Regions from separate parts of the Mus musculus genome. Here region 2 is linked to region 1. The links are chromatin contacts, found by POLR2A ChIA-PET in ENCODE. All regions are on one chromosome and are shown on one strand. The core of a region is the stretch at or near the end of the contact, and the rest is flanking DNA. Distances in the headings are between cores, read along the strand shown.

Evidence for each region. ChIA-PET counts read pairs that join two places held with the same protein, here RNA polymerase II (POLR2A).
Region 2: POLR2A ChIA-PET joins it to region 1 with 14 read pairs in embryonic stem cell. The contact joins the promoter of Tnfaip1 here to the promoter of Sarm1 in region 1. POLR2A ChIA-PET finds 5 or more read pairs at or near these places in 4 of 5 experiments (Patski and embryonic stem cell).

Annotation. Positions count from the first base shown.
Region 1 is chr11:78,493,849-78,500,468 of GRCm38, forward strand. It overlaps Sarm1 (sterile alpha and HEAT/Armadillo motif containing 1), which reads right to left and starts at 3,906. Exons shown (of 9, transcript NM_172795.3): 1 at 3,141-3,906. The coding sequence starts at 3,610. It overlaps Vtn (vitronectin), which reads left to right and starts at 5,272. Exons shown (of 8, transcript NM_011707.2): 1 at 5,272-5,565; 2 at 5,655-5,774; 3 at 5,853-6,194; 4 at 6,274-6,413; 5 at 6,581-6,620. The coding sequence starts at 5,502.
Region 2 is chr11:78,532,478-78,539,097 of GRCm38, forward strand. Tnfaip1 (tumor necrosis factor, alpha-induced protein 1 (endothelial)) reads right to left here and starts at 3,783. Exons shown (of 7, transcript NM_001159392.1): 1 at 3,609-3,783. Ift20 (intraflagellar transport 20) reads left to right here and starts at 3,884. Exons shown (of 6, transcript NM_018854.5): 1 at 3,884-4,099; 2 at 6,033-6,261; 3 at 6,357-6,485. The coding sequence starts at 6,359.

The DNA.
Region 1 (6,620 bases), core at 2,656-5,155:
GCAGGCAGGCAGGCAGGCAGGCAGGCAGGCAGTCAGTCTGGAGAGGATGCAGATCAATGGCAATGTTTAACATTTGTAAGGTCCTGAATTCAATCTGTAGCAGAAGGAGGAGGAGGAGGAGGAGGAGGAGGAGGAGGAGGAGGAGGAGGAGGAGAAGGAGAAGGAGAAGAAGAAGAAGAAGAAGAAGAAGAAGAAGAAGAAGAAGAAGAAGAAGAAGAAGAAGAAGAAGAAGAAGAAGAAGAAGAAAGCAAACAAAGTCTCTCTCACCAGATACATGAAACATTTGGTGGTGCTTAGGGATTCGGTCAGAAGGATGGCTGGGACATGAGCCAGGAGAAGGGGATCTTCCATTGCAGACACAAGTGCGTGCATGGGCATGCAGGTTTCAGAGAGCTGGAACCCCTGGGGAGCGAGCCACACTACAGAAGAGGGTCCAAAGAAAGGGTGGGGAGAAATAAGCCCTAACAGTCTTCTCAGCTCCCTCAGGGTATCTGTACTTTATCTTTGGAACAAGCAGGAAGCCACTCAAGAGCTTTGGGGAAGGAGTATTCAGTTCTGGTTTAGGCTTTAAGAAACTGGCTACTGTGGGAAGGATATGCCCGAGGCAATCCTGAAGGCCAGCAGAATAGCAAGCAAAGTGCCATATTCCAGATAGGGGCGAAGACTTCCTGTCTCACCTAATTCAACAAAATGGCGACTTCCCCTCGTCAGGTTACTTCCAATGACTGACTTAACCAGTGACAGAACTCTTGCTCAATGGATGCCGCAGTGACCACAGTGCCTGTAACTTTATGGACAATGCAGAGTTTGGCTAAGTCCTGGATATGGTGTTAGTTCAGCAAAGGTTTGCTGACCTCATCACTCAGCCTCTCTATAGCCAACCTCCAAATGGCCAAACGGGTCTGAACCTGCATTCCAGAACTCAGGCACTCCCTTTACCAAAGAGGAAAGCTAAGGTTAGAGAAACGTCATGGCATGGCCAAGGTCACAGAGTTTCTGAATTTAAAATCCTCCATCTTGACTTTGGACTAGGTAAACTCCTAGGCTATCCGGGTTGAATGTGCGTAAGAAATCATCTCAGGACTGGAGAGTTGGTTCTGTGGTTAAGAGCACTGGCTGCTCTTCCAGAGGACCCGGTTTCAATGTCCAGACCACACAAGGTGGCTCGTGATCCTCTATAACTCCAGTTCCATGGGTTCTAACATCCTCTTCTGACCTCTATGGGTACCGCACATACATGGTACACAGATATACATGCAGGCAACACATTCATACACATAGGAAAATGAAGCCATCTCATCTAACACATTTTCAGAAGACTAACCTAAGGTCCAGTGAAATGAAGGGCTTACTCTGGAACATGGGTTCACAGCTGGAACCTTATTCTCACCTCTAAGTCTTAGCCTTCAGGCCTCATCTTTTCCTATGCCCAGGAAGGAAGTTAAAGCTATGGATAGTTGTGAAAACTGTAAATTCACCTCTCAATTCTGTTCTCTGAGATTGGGGGTCTAATGCAATGGCCGAAATCTTTGGGGGTTCACAGGTCTAGTTTCAAATCCCAGCTGCTAAGTAAGAAACCATTTGTATACATACATATATATTTTTTCACATGCATATATGTGTGTGTATTTATGTGTGCAAATGCTTGTATATGCTCCACCCCTCTCTGGAAGGAGATACAAAAGCTTGTTCAGTGGTTTTCCTCCACAGGAGAGGATTTGTTGAGAACTTTTGTCATTATACCATTTTTTATACACCTTTGCAAGTTTTGAATTGTAATGTGTAATAGTTTTCTTTCTTTATATTAAAAATAGACTCCTCTATTATTCATTCAATATTCTAGGGGAAGCCATTTATTTTCCTCAAAGATATGTTCACTATATTCATTCTGTCCCCCTGGTGGGGTGGCCTGTGATTTTAGAGGGCTGCTAGTTAGGCAGTGCCCTCACTGGGTATTATGGGACCAGAGTTGAAGATCCCTACACTGTTGACAGTTCATGGGTGAGAGCCAGTGAGCTAGGATTCTGGGAAGTGGCTGCAGCATCACCCTGGGGAAGTCCAGAACTGCCAGAATGGGATGGCAAAAAGAGGCACCGAGGAGGCTGATGGGTGGAGAATAAACACAAAGCCCCCGTGTGTTCCCTGCTTCTCTCCCTTCCAGTCTTGTCCCCATGGATGAAAGCAGAGCCCCGGGGTTTCTGGGGAGGGAGCATGAGGGATAGCGGGACTTGTGCCCTGTCCTTGGTCCTGAAAAGGCATCCGCATGTGTTTGGGGACTTGTACACTAGATAGAGGTTACTCTCTCAGAGCTGTCAATAAGTAAGGATAGTCATTTCCATTCCTGAAAACATATCCGTATGTTTGCATCATGTTTCCTGCACCCACTTCCCACAGGTACCACCAGTTCTAACTCCCTGACCATACCAAGCCAACACCAGCCAAGCTGGGCTCCAACACACTCAGCAAGCACCTACTCCATTTTCCAGTTCTCCATACTCATGGCCTATCCCAGTCAGGACAGCGGATATTAGATGAGAGGGGTTAAGCAAGCAGAAACCTACCTTGGGTCTCCCAACCCAAATCATTCTGTTTGTGCATTTTTTGGACAGTTGTGTAATTTCCACATATCAAAGGTGATCAAAAATGCCAGAGAAAACACGTCGTGACACTTGTGAGGGCTGCGTGCTGAAAGCGACTCTTCTAAAAATTCTGAGCTGAGAGCCTGAGATTTTGGTGAAAATTAGTGTGACAGCCTGTTTTGCTCTGGCACCAGAAGACCGGGAAAGTGGGCCCTTCAAAGGCTTCATAATAGTTCAAAAGGAGGTCTCAGGAGGTAGGCAAAGGAGAAGCAGTCAAGCAGTTTCCCATAGGAAGGAAAGATACCTCAGTTTTCTCTGCCCCTACTATTTCGTCCTAGCAAAAACAAAAACAAAACAAAACAAAACAAAAACCAAAAAACTTTCTGTTCCTGATCAGACGCTGCAGAATAAGGTCATGGCTGCCCTGGTGAGAAGGTAACACAGAAAGACACCCAGATGCACGGGAGAATTATGGGCTTAGGGCAAAATCAGCAATGGGATACCGTCTCCAACCACCTTCACTGCCCTGGCAACCCCACACCTCACCCCACTCTCCCTCACCGGTTCTCAGCCACCAGGATCTGCTCCAGCAAGCGCGCGGCCTGCACACGGGTCTCTAGCTCCGGTGCCTGAAGCAGCCGCAACAGCAAGTCGAGGCCACCGTCCAGACGTATAGCATCGCATAGACCTTGGGCCACCTCGCGGCCCACGGCCGGCAGCAGCCAGGCTTCCTCTACCAGCTGGAAGACCTCGGCGAGACCCGCGCCCACAGCCCGCGCCGCGCTTGCCTGTTTCAGCTCGGACAGCGCCTGCTGCAGCTCAGGCAGCGAACGCTCCAGGGCGCCTTGCACCTCAGTGCCCACTCCGGGCGACACTTCGCGAGACCCGCGACCGCCCGCAGCCCACCATGGGCTGGCGCCACCACTCCGATCCGGTCCGGGCACTGTCAGCCGATCGGCGCCCGGCCGTGGGCCTGACATGGTGAAGAAGCGGCACAGTTTGTAGGCGGAGAAGAGCAGCGTCAGGACCATGGGCGCTGGGCAGCAGGGGACATGCCAGGCCTAGAGGGGCGGGGCCTGGCAGAGAGACCCCGGCCTTGGGAGGAGAAAGAAAAAAAAAAAAAAAAAAAAAAGCAAACAGGATCCGGTAAAGGTGCTGGGCTACAAGTGTAGAAGCAGAAGGAGGAGGGCAGCTCCGGGACTCAGCGACTTAGGAAGGGCATGAAGGGAGAGAGAAGCATGGACCAGACGCGGGAGGGTAGAGACGCCGGTGCCCGGAACAAAGCGCTGCTCCAATCTAAGCACAGCGGAGCTAAGATGCTCAACAGCAACCACGCCTCTGAGCAGCAGAGTCAAGGATTTGACGCCCCGCCTCTAGGTTTCACGGGCTCCGCCCCCGACGCAGGCGCAAGCCCTACCCCAGGTCTCCAGCCACGCCCACACCTGGCTCCGCCTCCTCTCCCCAGTCTCCCCTTGGTGGTGTGCAAGATGCTGTAGAAAGGGCTGTAAAGAGCTGTCTTCCATTTCCTACCGCTCGCTCGGCTCCCCAAAATGTGGAAGCAAGCTGGCTACATGTATCCACGTCCCCTCCGGATGGTTAAAGAATCGCAGTTGAGATTCTTAAAGCCCTTTAATGCCGGTTTCCACTTAGGCTTCACGCGTCTGTAGGGAGTAAAATTTAGTGTTTCATTTTGCCGCTGAGACTACTGCGGTCCATAGAGAAGAGACACCAAAGGCACGCTCGCCTGTGATTACAGAACAGAAAACGGAGGGGCTTCAGAAGTGTGCCAGTGCTTGGAATTTGGCCCAAAACCTGGCACTCTACCCCAGTGAGCACTTTCTTTATAGAGAAATCCCACTTAGTATGTGAGTCTAGAAAGTATGCCCAATGAGTCCATTTTTTTTTTAAAATAAATGAGGTCATTGAAGGTGTGGCCAGGGTGGTCCCCCGAGGATCAATGGATTAGTGAAAGCCTCAGGAATGGGCTCTGGGACTGGAAAGATGGCTCAGCCTTTAAGAGTACTTGTTCTTACAGAGGACCTGGGTTTGATTCTCAGCATCCACACGGCAGCTCATAACTGTTCAAAACTCCAGTTCCAGGGTATTCAAAGCCCTCTTCTGACCTCCATAGACACAAGACATGCATGTGGTGCACAGATGCACATGTGAGCAGACACTTATACACAAAACATAAAATAAATAAATCTAAAAAAAATAAAGAAAGAAGAATAGACTCTGACCCACTACTTCCTATGCTGTAACACCCAGCTTAGAGAGAACAAGGAGAGGCCAGAAATGAAGCTTTGTTCTTTTATGAGAAGAAAAGAAAACCTCCCCCAAAGTGCTTGCCAGCTCTCCCCCAACCCCCCTTCTTGCCCCAAAAATCCAGATTCGAAGCGGGGGGTAGGATGGGACAAGCACCTAGCCTGATCAAACAGTAAATCGATAACGGCTTATGGGAATGAGTTGGAAGCTACTCCAGGCACGAAACGTTTTGTCTGTTCTAGCTCACGGAATCTCTCAACACCTGATGAGGCAAGGCACCATGGTCCCACTTTATAAAAAGTAAGGCTCAGGGAGATTAACGGGACTGGCTCAGAGGGTGACAACACATGCTTTCTTTCCACCTCCCCAGCTAAGCTAAGCGTGTTATCCCTCCTGCCCGTGACCCTACTGACTTTGGTCTTGGCGAGGGTTTTCTGTTTCCCAGCTCTCCTGGGGCTGGGGTTCTGGGAATGTGACCCTTTGCTGCAGCTGTGTTTGGAGGAGGGCAATGGGGCTGGGCCAGAGGATGAGCAAATAAAGGGCAGAAACCCAGGGAACTAGGAACTCTTCTTCAGTCTGCTTCTTTTTTCAGGCAGGACAGCGAGATTCCAGAAGCTCCGCGCCCAGCTTGCCAAGGCCCTGGGCTAGAGGCCTGCCATGGCACCCCTGAGGCCCTTTTTCATACTAGCCCTGGTGGCATGGGTTTCTCTGGCTGACCAAGGTGTGGGAGGGGATTGGTGGGTACCTAGGGAAGTGCAGGTTGGGCAGGTGCCCTAGATTGGGCTGTAAACCTGATATTCCCTCCCATAGAGTCATGCAAGGGCCGCTGCACTCAGGGTTTCATGGCCAGCAAGAAGTGTCAGTGTGACGAGCTTTGCACTTACTATCAGAGCTGCTGTGCCGACTACATGGAGCAGTGCAAGCCCCAAGGTGAGTTCAGAGCCCTGGTGGGTGGGCCTGGGGCTCCCTCCACAGCCTGACACTCACTGCTCCCCGTTCTGCCTGCAGTAACGCGGGGGGACGTGTTCACTATGCCAGAGGATGATTATTGGAGCTATGACTACGTGGAGGAGCCCAAGAACAATACCAACACCGGTGTGCAACCCGAGAACACCTCTCCACCCGGTGACCTAAATCCTCGGACGGACGGCACTCTAAAGCCGACAGCCTTCCTAGATCCTGAGGAACAGCCAAGCACCCCAGCGCCTAAAGTGGAGCAACAGGAGGAGATCCTAAGGCCCGACACCACTGATCAAGGGACCCCTGAGTTTCCAGAGGAAGAACTGTGCAGTGGAAAGCCCTTTGACGCCTTCACGGATCTCAAGAATGGGTCCCTCTTTGCCTTCCGAGGTGACTCTATGGACAGGTCTGGTGGCGGTCGGATCTGCCTTAGGCTCATCTGCTTCTCACACAGTTTCCCCTGTTCTAGGGCAGTACTGCTATGAGCTAGATGAGACGGCAGTGAGGCCTGGGTACCCCAAACTTATCCAAGATGTCTGGGGCATTGAGGGCCCCATCGATGCTGCCTTCACTCGCATCAACTGTCAGGGGAAGACCTACTTGTTCAAGGTACCAGACCTAAGTCTGAGGCAAGGTAAAGGGTGCCATGGACGTGCTGGGGAGCTGTGAAGACAAAGCAGTCAGGGACTCCAGGAGCAGGTGACAGCCAGTTTAGGATATAGGACTGCTTCTGTGGCCAGCGGTATGTCCTCACCCTTCTGATCTCTGTCTTTCAGGGTAGTCAGTACTGGCGCTTTGAGGATGGGGTCCTGGACC
Region 2 (6,620 bases), core at 2,533-5,032, 39 kb after region 1:
TAGATTATATGTAAATATACAGCATTTAATGTCATAAAGAACTTGAGCATTCTCAGATTTTGGTATTTGCAAAAAACCTAGAGTTGGGGCTGGAGAGATGGCTCAGAGGTTAAGAGCATTGACTGCTCTTCCGAAGGTCCTGAGTTCAAATCCCAGCAACCACATGGTGGCTCACAACCAACTGTAATGAGATTGGATGCCCTCTTCTGGAGCGTCTGACAGCTACAGTGTACTTACATATAATAAATAAATAAATAAATCTATCTTTAAAAAAGAAAACAACCTAGAGTCAATGCCACACAGACATGAAGGGATAATTGGATGATGATGGCATTTTTTTGAGATGTCTATGATGTTGCATTGGATGTTCTAGACCTTGATATATAGACTAAGCTGATCTCAAACTCAGTGATCCACCTGCCTCTGCCTCCTGAGTGCCGTGATTAAATGACAGTGCCACTGCTCCTGTCTGTAATCTTTTGGCTTATCCAAACTACCACTAACCAGGCCAAGGATGGTGGCTCACATCTATAATCCAGCACTTGGAAGTCTGAGGCAGTCTGGACTACAGAGACGCCATCACAAGGTTAAAAAAAAGGAAGAAGACTAAGCTGTACCTTAATTGGCAGAATGCTTGTCTAGCATGCATGAGGCTCTGGGTTTGATTCCCAGCAGCATATAAACTACATGTGATGGCCCATGCCTATACTCCAAGCATAGGATGATGGAGGCAGGCAGACCAGGTATCTCAGCTACCAAGAGTACAAGTGGCTCTGCCTGAAAAACCAACCAACCAACCAACCAATCCCAATTGTCATTAGGTACTATTAGGTTCTTGGTGGTGCACCTCTGTAATACCAGCAAGCACTATCAGACTAAGCCCTGCCTGGAATACAGAATGAGACAGAACCCAACCTGGTCCAGATAGCAGGATCTTTAAAACACACGCAAAAAAGAGTATGATAGTAATAAAAAGTCACATACTGAAGAGATGCCTCACCTGTTCTGAACACCAGCTGTTCTGAGAAGAGTCCTGCCCTCATGGACCCCACACTTCAGTGGAAGAAGACAGACTAGCTGAGCATGGTGGCACATGCCTTTAATCTCAGTATTGGAAGTTCCAGGCTACATAGAAAGACCCTACCTCAAACAAAAACAGACCAGAAGCCACACTATAAACGATGGGACAAAGAGGCAGACAGTTATAGAGGTGATCGACGTCACTGAGAATATAGGAATGATATGAGAATTATCAGGCTGAGGCTTGAGACCAATTGAAGATCACATTTCAGTTAAGATCTGAAAAGTATAGTCTAGACAGCAAGAGCAAAGCTCCTATCTGAACAAGTTTTAGAGGCTGAAGAGATGCTCTTCCAGAGGTCCTGAGTTCAATTCCCAGCAACCACATGGTGGCTCACAACCATCTGTAATTCGACACCTCTTCTGGTGTCTGAAGACAGTGACAATGTACTCATATAAATGAAATAAATCTTTTTAAAAAGTAAAAAAAAAAAAAAAACTGCCTTTAAAAAGTATATTCCTGGGGGCTGGTGAGATGGTTCAGTGGGTAAGAGCACCCGACTGCTCTTCCGAAGGTCTGGAGTTCAAATCCCAGCAACCACATGGTGGCTCACAACCATCCATAATGAGATCTGACTCCCTCTTCTGGAGTGTCTGAAGACAGCTACAGTGTACTTACATATAATAAATAAATTAAAAATAAAAATAAATTAAAAATAAAAGAGATTATAACTTCAAAAAAAAAAGTGTATTCCTCTTGCAGTAGACCCAGATACAGTTAGACCCAGATAGCACCCAAATCAAAAGGCTTACAATACTCTGTATCCTGTTCCAGGAGATCTGACACCCTCTTATGGGTGCTGCTGCATGCACACACATGGTACACATATATACACTCAGGCACACACACGTACAAACAAAAATGTTAAAAAGTGAAACAAGTTTTATGGGGCTAGAGAGATGGCTCAGCAGTTAGACGTACTGGATGCTCTTCTAGGACCTAGGTTCAATTCCTAGCATTCATATAGTGGCTCACAACCATCTATAACTCCAGTCGTAGGAGTTCTGATGCCCTCTTCTGGTCACTGTGGGCTCCAGGCACACATGTGGTACACAGACACACATGCAGGCAAAATCAGCACACACATAAATTGTCTAAAAGGAACACATTTTGGGGACAGTAGTGACATGGCGGCGGGTATATAGGAAGAAGAGGGAGGATGGTCTGGCAGGAAGCCAGAGAAGACAAGTGCTACATGAGAAGGAAGAGCTGGGGTTTATGGGAATTGCAACAGACTTTGGGGTCGGGGAAGGCTTTTAGCAGGGGAGTGATGTGATCCAAGGACAACTTGATGCTGTGTGGGATGCAAAAGTACATGAAAGGAAATGGGAAAATCAGAGGAAGGACTGGTCCAGGCAAGTGATGATAAAGGCTTACACCACAGAAGCAATGCTGTAAACAGAAACAACAACAACAACAACGCCCCAAAGTGGAACCAACCTCTTTAATACCGGAACACTCAGTCGTTTCCTGTTATTCCTCATGTTTTACAGGTAAAACCCACAACACTGGTCCTCAAACAAGAATTAAGTATATACATCAGCTTGCTAAACTAAAACTGACCCTGAAGAGATTTCAGTATGTCCTTGGAATGGTCGGGAGTGGGGGGCTTTCAGGAAGGTCTATATTGGTGCTATATTAAGTAGCATATCCTTTTGATGGCTTAATTGCTTTCAGTGATGGAACATGGAGGAAACGAGCTCCGGGAGTCTGACAGTAACACTACAATGCTAGACTGGTGAGCGACTGACCGCCTTACCTCAAAGCGGGAAAAAAATCAACTCCTCAACAAGTTTTAGCAAGTTCCTCACATACTTTGTGTGCAGTCCCATTTCCCCAGAATCAAGGAAGCACATAAACACGTTCTGCCAAATCAAAGAAACCCAAGTGACTAGGCTTGCCAACTGAGGAAGTCAAATCCGGAGCTAATCTATTCTTTTCCTCCTAAGAGCTACTTTGAGTCCTAGATGACGTCAGACCAGATTCCACCCAGACCAATTAGGTCCAAGAGTCCAATGGCAGGTGACGCCCTAGAAAGAAATTTCTGAGAGGATGAAGTTTCCACTGATAGTTTCAGGGCTCTTTCCTCAGGACTTCGCCTGTGGATAGAGGGGTAATCCTGGGGCTGGGGAACATACACGTGTCTCTATGGGAACCTAATGCGAAGCCAAGCAGAACAAAGCGCAAACGATCACGGTAGTTCAAAGACTTGGGGTTCTAAAGGAAGGACACGAGGTACGGCGAGGTGGGAAGGCTGATTTTGGCAAGAAAGGTCAGAAATCGTGGAAGCGGCTCTTATGTTTCACCCAAAGGCTCTCCAGTGGAAATGGAGAAACATCCCATGTCTCTCGTTGCAGTGTAGGCTGCTCTCCCGCCACACCCCTCCTCTTCTGAAAAACTGAGATCCGTGGTGCCTCCCATCCCCAGAAAAGACCTGAACTTCATCCCCGCGCGCCATCCCGTGCCTTTTGCCCAGGACTCAGCAGAGCCTGTCCTTCCCCTCTGCACCCGCACCTCTGGCTCTCACCGTCCGCGGGGACGCCTCTCCGAGTCTCAGTCAAGTAGCAAGCGGACTCGGTGCCACCTCTGGCCTGCGGCTGCCTGCAATCTCGGCTGTGAGCTCACATCCTGCGCCCGCCGACTCCGGAGTTACAGCCCAACCCTACAGATCGGGAAAGAGACTACAAGACCCGGCATGCACAGCGCGCGAGCTAGCAGTGGGTCGAAAACTTGACGTTTGACTTCCTTCTACTTCCGGGTTCGGGAACAAATCTACTTCCCGTGTCGTAGTCCCCGCCCCCTGAGCAAAGGCTTCTGGGCCTAGTGGGCAGTTATCGCGTGTTGCATCTATTTCCCAGCAAGCACCGCAGGGTGGGCGGATGCTGGTGCTTCTGGACTCGGGGGTGACGTGTGGCTCCTAGATCTTGTCTCCGTGGCAGCAGCCGGTTGCAGTTGCCGGAGAGAAGCTTCTACCGACAGTCGTCAGGGCCGCAGAGCGCTGCCGAGGCGGCTCGTCAGGTAGGTCGGGGACGTGGAGGACTTGGGACGGGAGGAGGCCGACGTGACCCAGCGCCGAGGATTGGCTGGACCGGGTGGAAAGCGGCGGTTTCCCTACCTCGGAGTTTTTAGGGATCGGGTTTACACTCAGCTCAGCCTGGCTCCCTCGATGTCACCGGTGAACCGAGGTTCGGACATTGCAGGAGTATAATTTAGTAAAGACAGCCGCGCCATTTGCCCAGTTCTTCCTGTGTCTACGCCTTCTCCAAACTCCACAGCTACAACTATTTGTTGTGCCTGCGGACCTGGGAGAGCCAGGGAGCGTAGAGCCAGGCACAGCCTTCATGCTTAGGAAACTCAATCCCACGTTCCTGGAGCATATTTGTGGTGGGAGTTAGGGGTGGGCTGGGGATCTGATAGCCCGCTATGTACCATATCTATCTTACCCATCTCTTTAAACTGTCCTTTCCAGCCATACTCTCGGTCCAATCCAGATCCATGGCAATCGTGTTTGGCTCCTTTCTTCACTTTTCTCCAAAGTGCTGCATTAAGCATTACTAAATTCTGTCAATTCAGACATCATCTGATCTCTGAACTCCCGTTCGGCTTCAAATCTTTTCTTCTGTTACAGCCTTCTGTTTCCACATGAATTCATTCATTCTGCAAACATTATCAGAGTGCCACTTACCTGCAGGCAGCCTGCTTAGAGATGCTTGGCTCACAGTGAGAAATTTGGAAAGGACGCCTCTATTCTGCTCTTCCCTGTTCCCTCTGTTTGGCCAAGGCAGTGAGTGATCTTTCCAACTCTGATCAATAAGCACTGCCGAAATCCACTGCTAGCGGTTATCATTATAAAAAATAATCCAAGTTCAGCTGGGTGTGGTGGCGCATGCCTTTAATCCCAGCACTTGGGAGGCAGAGGCAGGTGGATTTCTGAGTTCGAGGCCAGCCTGGTCTACAAAAGTGAGTTCCAGGACAGCCAGGGCTACACAGAGAAACCCTGTCTCGACAAACAAAACAAAACCCAAGTTCATTTACTCATCCAGCTATAGCCGGTTGCCAGCCTTGCTCCCTCTTGCTGTTTTGATCCCAGGACCCTTTGTGTCAAAATCTTCCAGCCTTAGGACGCCCCCATATGCTTTTCCCTATGCCCACAATGTCCCTCTCCCTTCTCTTAGAAGATTTTCTGGACGTGTTTAGGTCCCAGATTGTTTTTTCTGAAGGCTTTTGTTGACCTCTCTGCCTACTTGAGTTATGTCCTCCTGTAGAATCCTGACAGAGCACTGAGCGCTGTTCCTCATACCCTGATCACAGTTTGTGTTTATTTGCTTACTGTCTGTCTAGAGACACTATGTTCACTCTGTCCTTGGAGCTGGGATTCAATAAGGGTTTTTGTTTTTGATAAATGCATGTTAACTCAGAAGGCAGTAGGAGTTCAAACAAGTGTTTGCAGTCTCATGTCATATGAACTCTTCCATAGGACCTGGTCCAGTTAGTCCCTAGGAGCTCTTAAATACTCAAACTATCCAACTAGAACAACACAGGAAGGCAATTGTTTTTTTGTTTTTTGTTTTTTTGAGACAAGGGCTTGTGTAGCACAGGATAGCCTGGAACTCAGTATGCAGCCCAGGTTGGTCCTAAACGTGTGTCAGTCTTCTAGCAACACAGTGAGTTGCTAGAATTAGAGTCACGCATGACCATAGCTAGCTTTTAACTCTCATTTTAAAATTCATCCTTTTTGTTTTGTTTTGTTTTTCATTTCAGGGCATGCATTTGAAAAGCCTTTTTGGGACCTTAAACAGGGATTTATGACTATGCTTTTATCTCGCTCGCAGCTTAGGCCAGATACACCCAAGTGAACTGAAATTGTCTTTTCTCCTTGCTTAGTGATATTTCTGTAAAAATCACTTGATGCAATATAATCCTTCAGGTTCACGTGTCTGTTTTCCTCCAGCTAAGCTGTGCTGCTCCAGGGCAGGCACCATGTTGCATTCATCTTTACGCCCAGCATCTAGCAGTGTCGGCATGTAGTAGGCACTCAAGAAATGTATGTTGAATGAACGATGTCTGTGACAAGCAACTGGACTTTCCTCTTTCCTGACCCTTGCTCCTATGACATACCTCCTGATTGCCACTGTCACCCCTTCAAAGCAGACCTCTAGGGCTTCCTGGAAGGGAAACAGGTGAGGCTGAGAGCTGGAGGCAGAGGGATGGGTGTATGAGGAGGGCTGGGGTGGTGTCTGGGATGAAATTCAGGTCGCTGCTGGTTTCTCTGCAGCTATGGCCAAGGACATCTTGGGCGAGGCAGGGCTGCATTTTGATGAACTGAACAAGCTCCGAGTGTTGGACCCAGAGGTCACCCAGCAGACTGTGGAGCTCAAGGAGGAGTGCAAGGACTTTGTGGACAGTGAGTACCATCTGGAGACACAGTGTTGTTCTGCTTTGAGCAGTTTCCTTACCTGACCTTGGCCATTGTTCTTGGGTCTACCAGAATGAAGTTGCGTGCTCTCTGGATTGAGCCTGGTCTCTGGGTTCCCATGTG